2 separate regions of the Homo sapiens genome follow, and region 1 is linked to region 2. A link is a loop called in an ENCODE intact Hi-C map of the cell type or tissue named here. Cell type or tissue: B cell. All regions are shown on one strand.

Region 1 (8,000 bases), 1.2 Mb before region 2:
CTTCGCATTTAAAACTTAGATTTAGCTGACTGGTGGGGGAAAAAACCACGTGTTGCCAGACCTATCCTCAGTGCCCATGAATATGGACGACCCAGAGAGAATATGTATGTGCAGCTGCTGCCCCAGTAGTTGCAAAGGTGCTGATTAGCTTAGAGGAGACATTTTGCTTTTCTCGTCTCCTTTGGCATAACTGATGTCACATACGGTTGGAGAAAAGGGACTTCCTCAGTTTGTCTCACTCTATTCCGGCCCTACAGCAAAAGGCTCAATGCTGTCATTTCCCTCCTTCTCCTGAATATATAAGTGCCCATGACACCTAAATTATTCTGTGCCTCAGCCTTTTGTGTGCTTTACTAAGCACTTTACTGCCCTAATGTGATGCAGAAGATTGAGAATCCAGGAGGAGCTCTGCTAAGCCAGTGGCCTGAGTGAGCTCCTTGAAAATAGAAAGCAGGTAAATGAAGTAGCTTGGTTTCAACCCAGTGAAAAACTGATAACGAGTGGATGACGCTACCAAGAGGATCAAGGAGGCCACCATAAGCCTGTGCCATAATATTGAATCATCTCTGGTTAGGTGGAAATGGCAATAGATCCTGTGCCTTTGATTTCTAGGAGAAAGAGGCAAGTGACAAGAAACACAGCTGATAAGAGAATTTAGAAACCAAACACATTTTAGAGAATGTCTAGGGCTCAGCATACACGTAGCCCTTCCCTTATAGCTTTTATAATCACAATTGTATCATCAAAATGGCCACGATGATAGAGGCACCAAAGCACCACATGCTCTGGAATTATCTAGGAAGCATTAGATTGTTTTCAGACTATTGTAATTTTTTAAGGCAAAAGGTACACACACATGCACACACACACACTATTCTTCACATTCTGTTTGATTGAGAGTACACTACTGACATCATGACCCTTAAGCCCTATACACCAATGTTTATATATCCTAAAAACAAGGATATTATATGACTATAGTGCCATTATGAAATTCAAGATATTTAATATTGATACAATGTAATTATCCAACATACTGTCTATATCCAAATTTTGCCAATTGTCCCATTATTGTTCTTTATAGTAATTTTTGTTTTTCCAATCCAGGATCACACATTGCATTTAGTTGTTATATCTCCTTAGACTCCTTTAATCTGAGACAGTTCCTCAGCCTTTGTCTTTCACAACATGAATGTCCTTTGAAGAATGCAGGCCTATATTTTGCAGAATGTCCCAGTTATGGGTTTGTATGTTCCTCATAATTTGACTCTGGTTACACATTTTTGGTAGAAATACTGCATTAGTAAGGGTGTGTCATTCTCCCTATCAATATTCAAATGAAACATTTTTGAGCATGAGTTCTGATAGCCAGGGTTCCAGAACAGCACAACGGTAATGCAACAGAGAGTGAAAGGACAAGATGCAGAGAAGGAACACTGGGCCCCAGCAGACAGCATGGCCACCGCCAGGACCACGTGCTTCTGTTACTTTTTCCAGGCAGACACCCACTACCATTGCAGTTTCTCGGATCTCCACATGACCATTTCCTATAAACCCAGCCTTCTCTTCCTAGAGAAGTCTAGAAATGTGGTTAATTTCCAAAGTCCCTTTCTCACCTCTCTGCTTCTGCTGGCTCCAGTGCAGATGGGACTTCTTGATGTGAACTCACACAGCGAGTAGAGCTGTGGCAAGGCCACGTGGTATTCATGACAATTGCCTCATGCCCATCACTATTCTAAGTCAAGGGGCATTCGCTTGGGACTCACTGTGCACTGGGACCTGTGTCATCTGCTTTGTCTCCAGCTCTGTCTCAGACCTGTGCTCCCAGAGCTACATCTGTATTTGCAATCCCTTTTCCCTCTAGGTATTCATTTGCATTTTCTCAATCAGGCTCTTATTTTCCTCCCTTCTGCTGTATATCTAACTCCCTCTCATCCCACTGTATTTTCTTTCCTTGCAAGTGTTGAAACATTTTCTAATTTGGAACTCTGAATTTCACTCAAGTGCTTATTCTCACCTTTTCGGATTTCTCATCTGCGCTTGACACACGCAGCAGCCACCTCCCCATGCATCAGAAGTCTGGGACACTGACCTCCAACGCTTCCTCATTAAGCATGCCTCCATCCAAGATAGAGCAAGTCGACTGAGCCAAATCCCAGAGCAACAATTAGTCTCTGAAAACAAAACAAACACTCCCTAGAGAGCACATTCCTGTAACTTCATTGTCAATCTGATTCCTCCAGGCAAAGGGCATTCCAGTTACATGCACTTTATTTTCTGTTTGTCTGTAAAGTCAGACTGCTTGGGTTCAAATCCTAGCTCTCAACCACCAAGCTGTGTTCTCTGAGCCTCCCTTTTCCTCAAATGTAGATTGAAGTTAGGAACTTCGCCTTGCAAGTTTACTGTGAGGATTAATGCGATAATGTGTGTCAGCACTAAACAAGAAGAGTTAGCGTTTAACTGGATCATCACAACCTCACATCATTATCGAAAGCTATTGGGAAGCCCTTGTGTCTATGAACTTGGAGTTCCTTTCAAAAAAGAGCTCTGCTAACCAGTCCCCATCCCACACCTAGGGACTGAAGGGCTCACTTCTATCACAGTTTTGAGGGAAAAGGATGGCCAAGCTGAGCTCACTTGAAAAGGGGAGGCATGCCCACATTCCCAAGTAAATATTTCAAGAGTGCATCTAAAATGATGCCACAATCCAAATCACAGAACACGAATTCCAGCTGTTCTTTGCATATTTATCAGCTTCCAAAGACTTGATACGGGTCCTAATATTTTTGCTTAAGTCACACATATATAGGGACACAAACATTCACAGAGAGAGAGAGAGACAGAGAGAGAAAACATGTAGCATTTGACAATGGAAGAATCTATGTAGCCTGTAGGTGTTCACTGTAATAGTCTCAGAACTTGTAGGTAGGTTTGGATATTTTTCCAAACAAAAAGTTTTATTTAAAAATTAATCTTGACTCCTACTTGTATGTAAAAAACAAAAACAATTTTGATCCATCTAAATGTGAAACCTAGAAATAGCAAATAAATACAAAACAATAAAGCTTCTAGAAGAAACATGGGATAATATCACGGTCTTGAGGTAGGCAAAGATTTCTTAAACAGGACAGAATTGTACTGAAAATACAGGAAAAAAATAAGTTGAGGTATATTAAAATTAAGAACTTTGGGGCCGGGCACGGTGGCTCACGCCTGTAATCCCAGCACTTTGGGAGGCCGAGGTGGGCGGATCAGGAGGTCAGGAGATCGAGACCATCCTGGCTGACAAGGTGAAACTCCGTCTCTACTAAAAATACAAAAAAATTGCCAGGTGTGGTGGTGGGCGCCTGTAGTCCCAGCTACTCGGGAGGCTGAGGCAGAATGGCGTGAACCTGGGAGGTGGAGCTTGCAGTGAGCTGAGGTCACGCCACTGCACTCGAGCCTGGGCGACAGAGTGAGACTCCGTCTCAAAAGAAAAAAAGAAAGAAAGAAAGAAAAAAGAAACAGTACTGCGTAATTTATAAAGAAAAGAGGTCTAATTGGCTCACTGCTCTGCAGGCTCTACAGGAAGCACAGTGCTGGCATCTGCTTGGCTTCTGGGGAGGACTTGAGACGCTTACAATCATGGCAGAAGGCAGACGGGGAGCAGGCACGCTGCATGGTGAAAGCAGGAGAGAGAGAATGACAGAGGAGGTGCCACTCTTTTCAATGACCAGATCTCAGGCTCAGGAGAACTCATTATCACCAAGACAGCACCAAGCTGTGACGGAGCTGCCCCCACACGCCTCCCACCAGGCCCTACCTCCACCACTGGGGATTAAAATACAACATGAGATCTGGGCAGGGACACAGATCCAAACTATATCAGATCCCAAGTGGCAAACTGGGCCTAAATTTTAAATACAGCCGAGCAGCCACTTGCTGACTAGAGGTCACACATGTACTCTGAGTTTCTGAAAACCCCCATCTCTGTTTAATTTTGGAACTTTCTGATCTCACCTGAACCAACCAATCAGGGCTCAGCTTTATCAACCAGTCAGGGTCCAGCTGCACCAACCGATCAGAACTAAGCAAGTTTGAATCCTTCTGCTGCGTAAATGAATTTGATTGGGAAGCTGAGTGGGAAAATTTCTCTCTATGGAGGCCAAGTTCCTCATTTGTTCCCTGGAATGCACCTTCCAAAGGCTACGTGCCAAAGGCCGTGTCTCCTCAGTTTGCGAACTGTTCATTGGAATAAAGTCTCCTTCGTCAAATTCCACCTCAGAGAACTTTTATTCACAGGCTTAATAGGGTAATGGCAGTCACATGAACATGCAGACATTATGTGGTTAACTATGCATGAGCTGAAGGGGGAAGAAGAAAAGAGGAAAGGAAAGCAGCTTGGAAGGGTGAGTAAAGTTCGGGGTAATTTACCCTTGAAAAACGGCCAAACCCTTAAGTCAAAAGCAAGAGTTTATTCTTTTAGCCACCCCTCCTTTTATCCCTTGCCAGCAGCCTGGAAAGTTCCAGAATCTCAGGAATAAGTTCCATTTTTCTTTGCATCCCCCAGCTCCCTCCCTAGTATCCACACAGTAGCAAGGGCTCCCTAAACAGCCTTCGAATCTTGTTCTTGAGAACTCACTCACACGTGATAGATGAAACAAAAGAAAATACAGATCTGATGCTAACTGAATAGCTGACAAGGTCATTTAAAATCAGACTTCTTTCAGAGGGAGGGCTGCAGGAATGTTGTTGTATTGGAAGGTTTCAGTTTCATCTGGCTTATCCAAAAAGGAAAGACTTTGCTGCCACACAGGGCTAGGCTTGCAGGCCCTAGAACACTGAGCACCACTCCTGAGACATGAATAGCACTGAAGGCCCCAGAACAGGCAGCCAAAGGACTAGGGGGCCTCCCGCTGATGCAAGGATTTCAAAGTTAAACTTGTAGGTGTATAAGAGTGGGGCATTTAAAACAGCCTGCTTCCCAATGAGGTGGAATTAAATGGTGATGTTATCCTATTGGAGGCTGTCTCCTGGAGGTGATAACCTATGTTCCTGATCACTGGGGGGATGGTGCCCTTATTCCTACCCACTTGTCATGCCTCCCAAATGTCTGTATGACATTGACCTGAAACCACCTTTGCAAAATTATGACAGCAAGAGAAATATGACATAGTTGACTCCATCTTACTTCTAACCTCCAGTTTCTCCTTGGTCATTCCTGGGTGTAGACCAAGCTGAATTTGGGATGAATTTAGTTTATACTTTAACCTTAAAGCAAGGATGGTAATAGCCCTTCTTAAAACAAAAGCACCTTTTTAAAACTAAAGAAAGGTCACCCGTTAGGATTATGAGAGGGGCTTGAATTTGCCTAAGATGTTGGCATAGTTACTCCTTACTGTTCAGGAGTCATGTGGCCAGAGGTCACAAGATTTGTGACTTCCCCAATTACTCCTGTAGATAACATCTATTATAGAATCTAAGATTTTTTTTTGAGATATCTTTCAGACTAACCCCACCCAGACTCCTGACTCACCCCATCCTGCGGCCTCACCCAGAGGTGGACTCAGAACTAAGGACCATTTTCCAAAACCTTATGACTTCTTCCCCAACCAGTCAACATTTGCCATTCCCGTGTACCCTGCCCACCAAACTATCCTTGAAAACTCCTAATCTCCAAGACTTTGGAGTGATTGATTTGAGTAATAACTCTGTCTCCCACCTGGCGTGGCCAGTCTCACATCAATTAAACTTTCTTTACTGCAATGCCGTAGTCTCAGTGGATTGATTTTGTCTGGGCAGTGGGCAGGAAGAACTTGTCAGGCAATTACAGACCTTCCAACCTGAAGGGTGAGGGGACAGCCTTCTGGGGCTGATAGAAATGTCTTACTCTTCTCCTTCTGTTATGGGCTGAATTTTCTCTCCCCCACCACCAAATTCATATGTTGAAGTCCTAACCCACAGGACCTCAGAATGTGACTGTATTTAGAGACAGGGCCTTTAAAGAGGTCATTAAGGGAAGCTGAGGTCATATAGGTGGGCCCTAATCCAATCTGACTGGAGTCCTTAAAAGATGAGGACATTTGGACAAACAAGAAGACACCAGTGCTCATGCACACAGGAAAGGCCATGAGAGGACACAGAGAGAAGATGGCCATCTGCATGCCAGGGAGCGAGGGTGCAGAAGCAGCAAACTCTGCCAACACCTTGATCTTAAAATTCCAGCCTCCAGAACTGTGAGACAATCAATTTCTCTTGTTTAAGTCACCTAGTCTATGGTATTCAGGGTTTTTTTGGTTTGTTTTTGTTTTTTGGTGTATTTTTGGTTTGTTTGTTTTAAGACAGAGTCTTGCTCTGTCGCCAAGGCTGGAGTGCGGTGGCACAATCACGGCTCACTGCAACCTCTGCCTCCCGGGTTTGAGTGAGTCTCCTGCCTCAGCCTCCCGAGTAGTTGGGATTACAGGCATGTGCCACCATGCCCAGCTAATATTTGTATTTTTAGTACAGATGGGGTTTTGCCATGTTGCCCAGACTGGTCTCGAACTCCCAGTCTCAAGGCATACACCCACCTTGGCCTCCCAAAGTGCTGGGATTATAGGCGTGAGCCACCACGCCTGGCCCAGTCTGTGGCATTTGTTATGACAGCCCAAGCAAAGCAACACACACCTTCCCAGCCTTCATTTCTCATTGGCATGATGCCTCCTCTTGGCCTGCTGCTGATTCCATCCTAATGCCAGACCAACAAGGCTCTGCTCACCCAGCTCTGAGCCTTACCCCAGTGCTGGCTTTGCTCTGCTCTTCCTGATCCTCTGATCTCCTTCTAGTCCTGCCCCAGGGCAACTCCACATCTGGCTATTCCTGGCTCTTACTCTTCTTTTTACCTCAACCCAGACCAGCAGCTCACCAAGCCACCAAGACTCATGGTTCCTCCTGTATGCAGCCCTTGTCTGACAGGCCACGTGGTATTGATCACTTGTGGGGTCAGAGAAAGTGGGAGGAAGTTTGAAGCATTTTAGAGGATGGCAAGAGACGGAGGCCCTTCTCCTTTTTCTCTCATTATCCCCTCCAAGAACTTCCCACAGGTTGATAAATATTGCTATGGTCCAAAACAGAAGGTGCAATTTGGCTCTATTCTCAGATTTTCCTCCTATGGGTTAGTAAAACAGATGGAAGGCTGTCCAAGTCCAAGAGAGAGCCAGACTCATTCAGAGTGATCTTTTCAATGCTCGAAAACCTGGCACAGCGCTGTCTTTACTAATTCTCACCCTGAGAGGAGACCAAAGGACTCATTGGGATAGAGGCCATGTGAGAGTGGGGATGTTAAACCAACAGCTCCCCTAGGTTGAGGCAGGTTTAGGGGTCTGCTTTGTGCACACAGACCCTATTAATATCTTATGACCCACTTGGGATTATTTGGGTGGAATTGTTTGAAGAGGAGAAAAATTCTCTTTGCTTCCTATTAAGATGCCACCAGATGATCCCCTGGCAGAGTTCTTTGGCTCCTTTCTCACAATAATGAAAAAATTATATATACACCTTATTTCCTTTTTAAAGACACTAGATATTGGGATGCCAAGGCTCAGATTGGACTGCGTGCTAAATCTCAAAATTTTCAGACAGTTTAATCTGCATAAAGACAAACAGTTTGGACTCACCTCAATGCACATCTGATCCCAGGAGGTGATGACTTTACAGCCGGCAGAAAACAGCACCACCCAAAAGAAGCAGCTGACGTCAAACGCCATCACAGGCTAGGATTGCTTGGTGGGTTTACCTAATGCTTGGAGCTGAGAAATGGAATCAAACTGTGAAGGCCCTGGCAATTTGGCAGCCAGAGAGGTACTCAGAAGGGTGATCTTGGAACAAGAAATGCTGTTGACTGCTCAGCATTCTGTGGCTCTGTGCTGGAAAAAAAAAAAAAAAAAAAAAAGGAAGTCCCTTTTGCATACCACCCATCTTTGCCAAAAATAACTGAGGACCCAACCCCAGAATGGCCCGTTGCATTTCCTGGCACTGAACAT
Region 2 (8,000 bases):
ATACTGACTCCATGAGATAATTGAGTTGCCCAAACTTTCAAGACCAGTTAAAGGCAGAATGCGAACTGAAAACCAGATCTTCTGAGTCTTAGTGCCCCATTCACAGAGCTGTTTAAAATATGGATCATCTTTCTGGAGGAAACAGCTTTACCTACTCTGCTCACTTGCTCTAGGATTGAGAGGGTAGAGTGAAAGAAGCGGGGAGAAGTCATCTCAGAGTTAAAACTTTTTTCAGAACCATTTGACTCTTGCTCTGCTATGCTTAAAAGCTGCTTCTGCATCTAGGGTTTACCCAGAAACCCATCATCACAAAACCAGTAGCTCCTTTTGTCATACGTAACTACTCGAAAGCATGCAAGCAGGGGTGATCATCCAATTACAAGATCAGCTTTCTGTTGTCCAAGATAATAAAGCCGCAGTATTCATGGGTTATGATTTGGATGGGCACCCGCTAGAGTGGCATCATCTTGTTGGCCATCTTCCCTGCTCTGATCACATCCTTTAGTACCTGTAGAAATGTTGCAGCTCTTGCTACTGACTAATGGGACTATTTCATGTTGAATGTGAACAGAGAGAAACTAAGAAACTTGAATATTATAACTGGAATATGAATTTGGAAAATATTTAGATGTTCTCATTTATTCTAATTCAATACTTTAAGAAAGGGCATGGCTTCAGTTCTGATTCTGCACAATTTACTGGTAGATTTATGGGGAGGAACCCGTTTGGATTTGTTTCAAAATTTAACTTAAAATATTGCTGACTGGGTTTTTTTGGGGTTCATGTCAAGGTTTTTCTTCATGGTTTTGTTTTGTTGAGGTCCTGGGAAGGTCCATGAATATTTGGAGCATGAAGTAGATCTGTTGAAAACAAAAACAAATCTTGAGAATGCTACTATTTTTTGAAAAATACTAAACAATAGGCTTCTGATGTTCATTATTTAAACAAGATGAACTGAAAGAATGTTTGTCAGTCCATTTTGGATTGAAAAATGTCAGGTTCTTCTTTTTTAAAGTTTGAAAAAGCATCTCCTTTACAATGGATTTTTAAACCCAAAGTGTACCATTTCATCCTCTAAAAATGTAACTGACACCTGAGGTTGGGAGTTCAAGACCAGCCTGACCAACATGGAGAAACCCCGTCTCTACCAAAAATACAAAATTAACCAGTTGTGGTGGTAGGCACCTGTAACCCTAGCTACTCAGGAGGCTGAGGCAGGAGAATTGCTTGAACCCAGGAGGTGGAGGTTGTAGTGAGCCAAGATCATGCCACCCAGCATGGGCACCAAGAGCAAAACCCCTTCTCAAAAAACAAAACAAAACAAAATGTAACTGATGTGAACTTGGAACTATTGTGGCAGAAACAGTTTCTGGTTGTGCATTTTTGATTGGTGGGGGAGGTTTTTAGAGAGGTCACATTGAAAAGTCTGAAATATCCAAGAGTGCTCAGCAGAGCTTTTCCTGTAACTTGAAGGTATATAAAGCTGAAAGGCAGAACATAAAGAAGAGGTGCCAATGGAAATTCTATTTTAGGGGCATCCCTACCCTTCACCAAATGGGTAATTTTTAGTACACTTACCAGGTTATATTACTGTGCCAAAAACAGTGTGGTGGTTTTGAGTGTCTTTTTTTTTTCCACTTGGTTAACTACTTCTAACCTAATGTTTCTAAACCACAAGAATTCAACTAAATGCTTTAGACTATGAATACCTCTTTACCTTTCTTCATCACACGCACATGCTCATTCCCTAATGGCAACCTGCTCATTCCTTTTAGCCTTCACCCCAGTAAAGCTGGTCATTTGGATATTATCTTTAACTGAATTGCTTCATTTTTGTTAAAAATTATTTAATGCAATCACAGAAGATGTCTATTTATTAGAGATCTATTAAAGTAGCAGCTTTTAAATCAGATGGATCTCAAAGGCTCTCTGTGCTTCAGTTTTCTCATCTAAAAGATGGGCATAGTAACAAGACCTTCCTTAAAGGAGGCTAAGAGAATTACAACCAGCAGATGCCAGTGAAATCCTTAGTAAGTGTCCAATAAGCAAACCATGGGATTGTCCTAAGTTCAAACAGGCATCTTTCATTGTTTGGACCAGGGCTTTGCTGGGGCGGTAGGGTTAGGCAGGGACACTGAGATGTGTGTCCTTGGAGAACTCTGAGAAGGAGGGGGGCAAGAGCTCAGTAGCTCACTCTCAGGGAAGCTTCCAGTCTCCTTTAGCTTGTCACAACTGCAGAACCGTGTTTTCCTTTTCAGATCAAGAAACAATGTCTGCAGTCTCCCTTTCTCCTGTGCCTATGCTCAAGCTCCACACTGGCCCAGAGCTTCCTCCTTCAAGTCAATTCAAATAGTTACACTCAAGTAGCAGACAGAAACAAGCTTTCTCTTCATTTGTTAAACTTTTAAAATTGCTTCATCGTGATAAAATACACACAACATAAACGTTACCATCTTAACTATGAAGTGTACCATTAACAATGTGTTAAGTATACTCACATTATTGTACAACCAATGTAATCTCCAAAACTCATCTTACAAAACTGAAACTCTGTACCCATTAAACGACTCCTCATTTCCCCCTCCCTTATAAAAGTCTGACTGTTCTTGATATCTTACGTAAGTGGAATCATACAGTGTTTGTCTTTTTGTGACTGGCCTATTTCACTTAGTATGATGTCCTCAAGGTTCATCTATGTCAAAGCATATGTCAGACTGTCCTTCGTTTTTAAGGCTGGATAATATTCCATTGCATGTGTATTTCACATTTTGTTTATTTACTCATCTATCAATGGACACTGGAGTTGCTTCCATTTTTTTGGCTACTGTGAATAATGCTCTATCAACATGGTGTACAAACATCAGTTGGAGTCCTGCTTTCTACTCTTTGGGGTATATATTATACCTATAAGTGAAAATGCTGGGTCATATGGTAATTCTCTTTTCAATTTTTTGAGAAATGCCATAAGTTTTTCCACAGTGGCTGCACCGTTTTACATTCCCACTGACAGTGTTCTCTTCACTTTTATGAGGTGGCCACTCTTTCAGAAGGAGAGGCACTCTGGGTAAGATATGTGTCTAGAAATAGAATAAGATCAATCAGCCTTGATTCACGGAAGTGTCCTGTTCCAGCACCACCTTGCCAGGTGAAGTGAGTCACAAGCTCCCTTTCCGTTTCATTGTCACTGGCGGAAGGAAGTGATAGAGGTGGCTTCCAGCCATGCTGGGATGCCACATGCGTTTGCTGCTTGAGGAGGGACTTCCCATCTTTCCCTTGCTCTCTTTTCGCACACCTACTGCTAGGGCGCCTCTGACATAAGCCCACCTGCAACTTCTTCCAGGATCTGCTTCCACTTTGCCCCAGGAGCTACTTTTCTCTTTATCATTTTCTTTCATAGGATCTGAAAATGGTCTAGCAAAAGGTTGTTTCTTTGTTAGTCTCATGTTCTCGTGTCCATGTCAAATAGGGAAAATGAGGAAATTAATTGCTGTCTCTCTCAGGAACTCAGACCAACATAAAAATAAGACTCCTGAACTTAGAGCCTGTTTTGTCCACAAGATTATCCAACCTGCAGCAAGCACCAGAACTTGCCTGAGATCCTGAGATCCTAGTCACCTGGACATACACCAAGATCTAGCATGGAAGAAGGGAAATCTGCATCAGGAGTTCAGAGAAGGAAGAAGGATCAGTGAACTAACCTTAGCTCCTCCCTTTCAAATATCCACCTGGAAAAACAAAAATCTGTTCTCACCCTGGGCCACAAAGCTTGATGCTTAGGAGGCAGGCAGCTTGGAGGTGTGTTTCACCACCTGCTGGTTGCATGACTGTGAGCTCAGGACTTCACCTTTTTGTGCCTCAGTTTCCTCATCTGTAAAAGGGAGACAAGAGTTGTATACCTTATAGCATTCAAAGCAGTTTTATCACCTCACAACAACAAATTCTCTCACACTAGAGGCTATTAATCATCCTAGCAAGAGAAAAAGAGAAGGATCTTCAAAATTCAAATTTGGTTCCGTGTTTAGGTTCCTGTAAACAAGTCCGACACATTCTCCCTCTGCATCTTTGTTCAAGTTGTTTGCCTCTGTTGGTTCTTTCTCATGGTCCTCCTCCCGATCTTCTGCCTCTTTCTTCCCTTTCTTTTTGTGGGTTTAACTCTCCAGGCCCATAAGGATCTGTCCTGCCACATCTCTTATTTGAGATGCTCATTTTTGCTCTTCTTTTTACTGTGTCCTTCTCAGAGCTCCAGAACGATTTATTTTGCATTACCCATTAAGGCAGGCACATTGCTAGGCGCTCGCTGGAGACATGTGGTTGACGCTTTTTGAAGAATGCAGAATGCCTGGCTTAAAGAAACCTACTTTCTTAGAAAAGTTCCAGCTTAGAGCAAACCACCTCGTGATCACCCGCGTGGAATCTCGGGCTGAGCAATGTGGTTTGCAGATCCCTGAGCAGGGGCCTGTGAAATCTGGGAAGCAGGCATGTGCTGTGCGCAGAGGCATTCCAATAATAGTTTCAGATGCAGAGGACGGGCGGGCTGCTGTGACTCATGTCCCCAGCGCACGCACGTCTCCAGGCAGAGGGGACGTGGGCGGGGACGCTCACCCTTGGCCGAGGGGAATTACCTGGGGAGGCCAGGAAACAGGCCCCGGAGCACAGACAGGAGCCTGGCGTGCACAAGGGCAGCCACGCTGACTCACACAGGAAGGCAAGAGGGCGATGACCAAATTTGAAAGAAGCAAGTCGTCTATGTCAGGGAAGCCCTTAGAGAAACAGGAAGCATGATCAGCTGGTTTCAAGCTCAGAAAAGGAAAATTCAGTGTGTCCCCATGCCTTTGTTCTCACAGAAGTTTATCAAGATGAGACTCTGCTGAGCCTAGCACTGTGGTTCTGAGAAGTGAGAGTCAGCTACCTCCTCCAAGGGGGCCTCCACAGTGAGAGCGCACACAGTTGTCCGTCTGCAAGAACTGTTGGTACTTACCATAGCAAACATGTACGGACAGGGCCTCCACCTTCAGTTTTGTGGGTTGTGACCAGCCAAAGGGTGGCCAGCCGAGGGAGGAACTCTGCTTCCCAAGTCAGGCACCAGCCTGAGCCAGCCCAGAGGAAGGGACATCTTTTTCTAATGTGTCTACCCAAATGAGCACACCCTTTTCCAATTACCACAAAGACACCCTGCATGCTAGCTGTGGCCCTGTCTACAGAACACTTATTATATTCCAGACTCTGTTAAGAATTTGGTACACATTGTCTCATTTAATTCTTACAACGAACCTAAGAGACGGATTCTTTTTTTTTTGAGACAGAGTCTCACTCTGTCACCAGGCTGGAGTGCAGTGGCACGATCTCGGCTCACTGCAACCTCCGCCTCCTGGGTTTGAGCGATTCTCCTACCTCAGCCTCCCGAGTAGCTGGGAACTTCAGGTGCGCACCAGCATGCCCAGCTAATTTTTGTATTTTCAGTAGAGATAGAGTTTCACCACGTTGGCCAGGATGGTCTCAATCTCTTGACCTCGTGATTTGCCCGCCTCAGCCTCCCAAAGTGCTGGGATTAGGGTTCTTTTATTAACTCTGTTTTATAGATGAGGAACCGTAAGTACAGAGAGGGAATCTGCCTAACGCCACACAGCTATTTGTATCAGATTTGAAATTTGTACAAGGGCATGCTGCCTCCTAGGATGATTTTGTTTAGAACTAGATGATGATGATGATCATGATTTCAGTCATAGGTAGTTGAAGCTTCCCTGTGTTCTCAAGGATGTCTCAGTCAGCCTAATATGCCTCTGGGGTAAACAGAGAATGGTGGAGTGTTGGAAAGTTCTTGGAGAGGTTGGCTCCACCTGTCCAGGGCCAGGCTGCCCCAGGGCCATGTGCCCTGGCTGAGTAGCTGGCCTCTCTCCTATGCTAGAGCTTGGTATATGCCCAGCTGGCTAGGCTCTCTGGATTTCAGGATCTCAGACAAGTTCTGGTGCTTGTTGCAGATTGGATAATCTTGTGGACAAAACATAGGCTCTAAGTTCAGGAGTCCTATTTTCATGTTGGTCTGAGTTCCTGAGAAAGACAGCAGTGAACTTCCTCATTGCAGCACAGGGCACTTCCTCCGGCAGCACAGGGCAGGGATCCCCCTAACTGAACATAGGCTTGCCACCACCCTATTTCCCCAATGCCCTGAGTGTGGTGGGACTTCTTGCTATGCAGAAGATTTCTGTATAATTCTCCAGGTAATGACAGACAGGATAACCTGCCACTCAAATGGAGTTGCCACTTCAAGAGAAACAGCAACCTTTAGTCCAGAAATTCTAAAGCATCAATCCCCTTAAAATCATATTCTCAGCCCAGGATTGGTATGCTAACAAGTTCCCAGGGAGTTTGATACCCGTAGTTCTTTGGATTATTCTTCCTGAAACATCGCTTTGGGCCTTTCATGCTGAGAGATGTAGGTCGCCATCCAAGCTAAATGAAATAAGCAGAGCTGACACTGAAAGTCCTTTTGTCCGATGAAAGCTAACAACTCTAGTATCTTGGCTGACCATCACATCCTTTAAGGATCATTTTATTTTTAACAAATAACTGGAAAGTTGGCTTGCAATACCTTCAGGTGAAGGCTTTGGGGGGTGGGGCCACCTGTGACGACATGAATTGCCCTGAGGAAAATCATAGGAAGAAAATATATAGGTTTGAGTGACCTGGGCCATATTTTTGGGGCCCAATGGTTCAGCAAATCTAAAGATTTTCATATAGAAACACAAAACATTTGGAAAATGAGAGTAGATAAGGATTTGTGTTTCAGAAGGGCAGCTTACACCTCTGAGTTCAGGGATGAAAGGTTCTTCAGGACAGAGGGTGCTGTACTTTCTCTAATTTCCCACCCAGACTCCCTCCTTCCTACAAACATAGCAGGCACGACCTGGGTTTTGATCTGAAAAGCATCACACAGGCTTGTGGCCCAGAAATGTCTGTCTAATCTTCCTGACATTTCATGCTTCTGTGGCTTTCCTTTGGCTCTGGAAGAATTGGGAACTGTGAGACAGCCCACCCGAAGGGCTAAGTCCCTGAGAGGGAACCCCTTAATCTGTTAGCCCTCTGCCATTTTGGGACAGATTTCTTATCAACCCTGGCAGCTAGCCGAGATAATCAAGGCAGGTAAGGAGGCAGTGCCTGGATAATGGAATGGGAGAGGGTTAATGAGATCTGATAGGACATCGGGAGGGGGGCATGTGGATGCTGTTTCACATGCCAGAGGCCAGGTCTGCTGGTCTGCTTACTTCCTTTATCCTTCTGATTAGAGCTGGAATGGTCCCTGCCCTCCCCACCAAAACCATAAGTGCCCTCCCCACAACTTGCCCCATTACTTAGACTCAACACTCTCTAAGAATCCAAACAGCTGACCACATCACATGTTCTGGCTTCTTTCTGTTTTAAAGGAATGAGGGCAAGTGTGTGTGTGTGTGTGTGTGTGTGTGTAGAAGGCATGTTGGGCTCTATAGCTGCAGATTCCCTTCCCTTGGGCTCTCTCAGCTTCTACCAGTTTGAACAATCCCAGGAACTGCACACAAAAGAGACAGCTGGCTATGAACATCTTCCCCATGGGGAGACAGCTCCCAGGTAGAGCTGAAGCTGCAGCTGTCATCCTCAGAAAGGAGCTGTCTCCCTGCCAGATGTAAAGCCCAGACCTTGACCATCTCACAGCAACCTGAATTTCATTTATTGGGTTAGCTGGGCCACAACAGGCAAAAAGTAAGGAGAACTGGCCTTCCTCTGCTTTCCTCCTAGCTGTGAGCAGACACACAGGCTCCCAAAGCTTGTTGGAAATGAAGGTAGACAGTGAAGTTGGGCAAGGGACAGCCTCTTTGTGCCTCAATTCTGTCAAATGTAACACAGACCACTTGACCATAGAAGTTCCCTCTGGTTTTAAAGCTGTAAAACTCTGTAAGATGTTACCACTGTTAGTCTGGCACACATTTAGAGGTATGCATGTGTAGAGAGACATTATACAGGTGTTT

What was found. Peaks named below come from ENCODE experiments on the same cell type or tissue, not always from the same donor. Only the 100,000 strongest peaks of a DNase experiment are listed, where the experiment ranks them.
Region 1: it touches region 2 in a loop (3-fold over the local background); 2 of 110 quality-filtered maps call a loop at or near these places.

Annotation. Positions count from the first base shown.
Region 1 is chr5:67,188,918-67,196,917 of GRCh38, forward strand. It overlaps CD180 (CD180 molecule), which reads right to left and starts at 7,882. Exons shown (of 3, transcript NM_005582.3): 1 at 7,635-7,882. The coding sequence starts at 7,724. RefSeq lists enhancers at 4,691-4,790, 6,706-6,855. In B cell, no CTCF peak of the experiment used is centred here; DNase peaks (open chromatin) are centred at 4,324, 5,404, 7,774, 7,994 and 1 weaker place; H3K4me3 peaks cover 7,848 bases; H3K27ac peaks cover 8,000 bases.
Region 2 is chr5:68,429,718-68,437,717 of GRCh38, forward strand. LOC105379013 (a long non-coding RNA gene) reads right to left here. Exons shown (of 5, transcript XR_007058804.1): 4 at 3,752-3,868; 5 at 1-860. Among named protein-coding and RNA genes, the nearest start is that of PIK3R1, 220 kb to the left of the region's middle. RefSeq lists enhancers at 3,997-5,196, 4,475-4,814, 4,505-4,799, 5,185-5,244. In B cell, no CTCF peak of the experiment used is centred here; DNase peaks (open chromatin) are centred at 4,684 and 6,094; H3K4me3 peaks cover 685 bases; H3K27ac peaks cover 1,481 bases.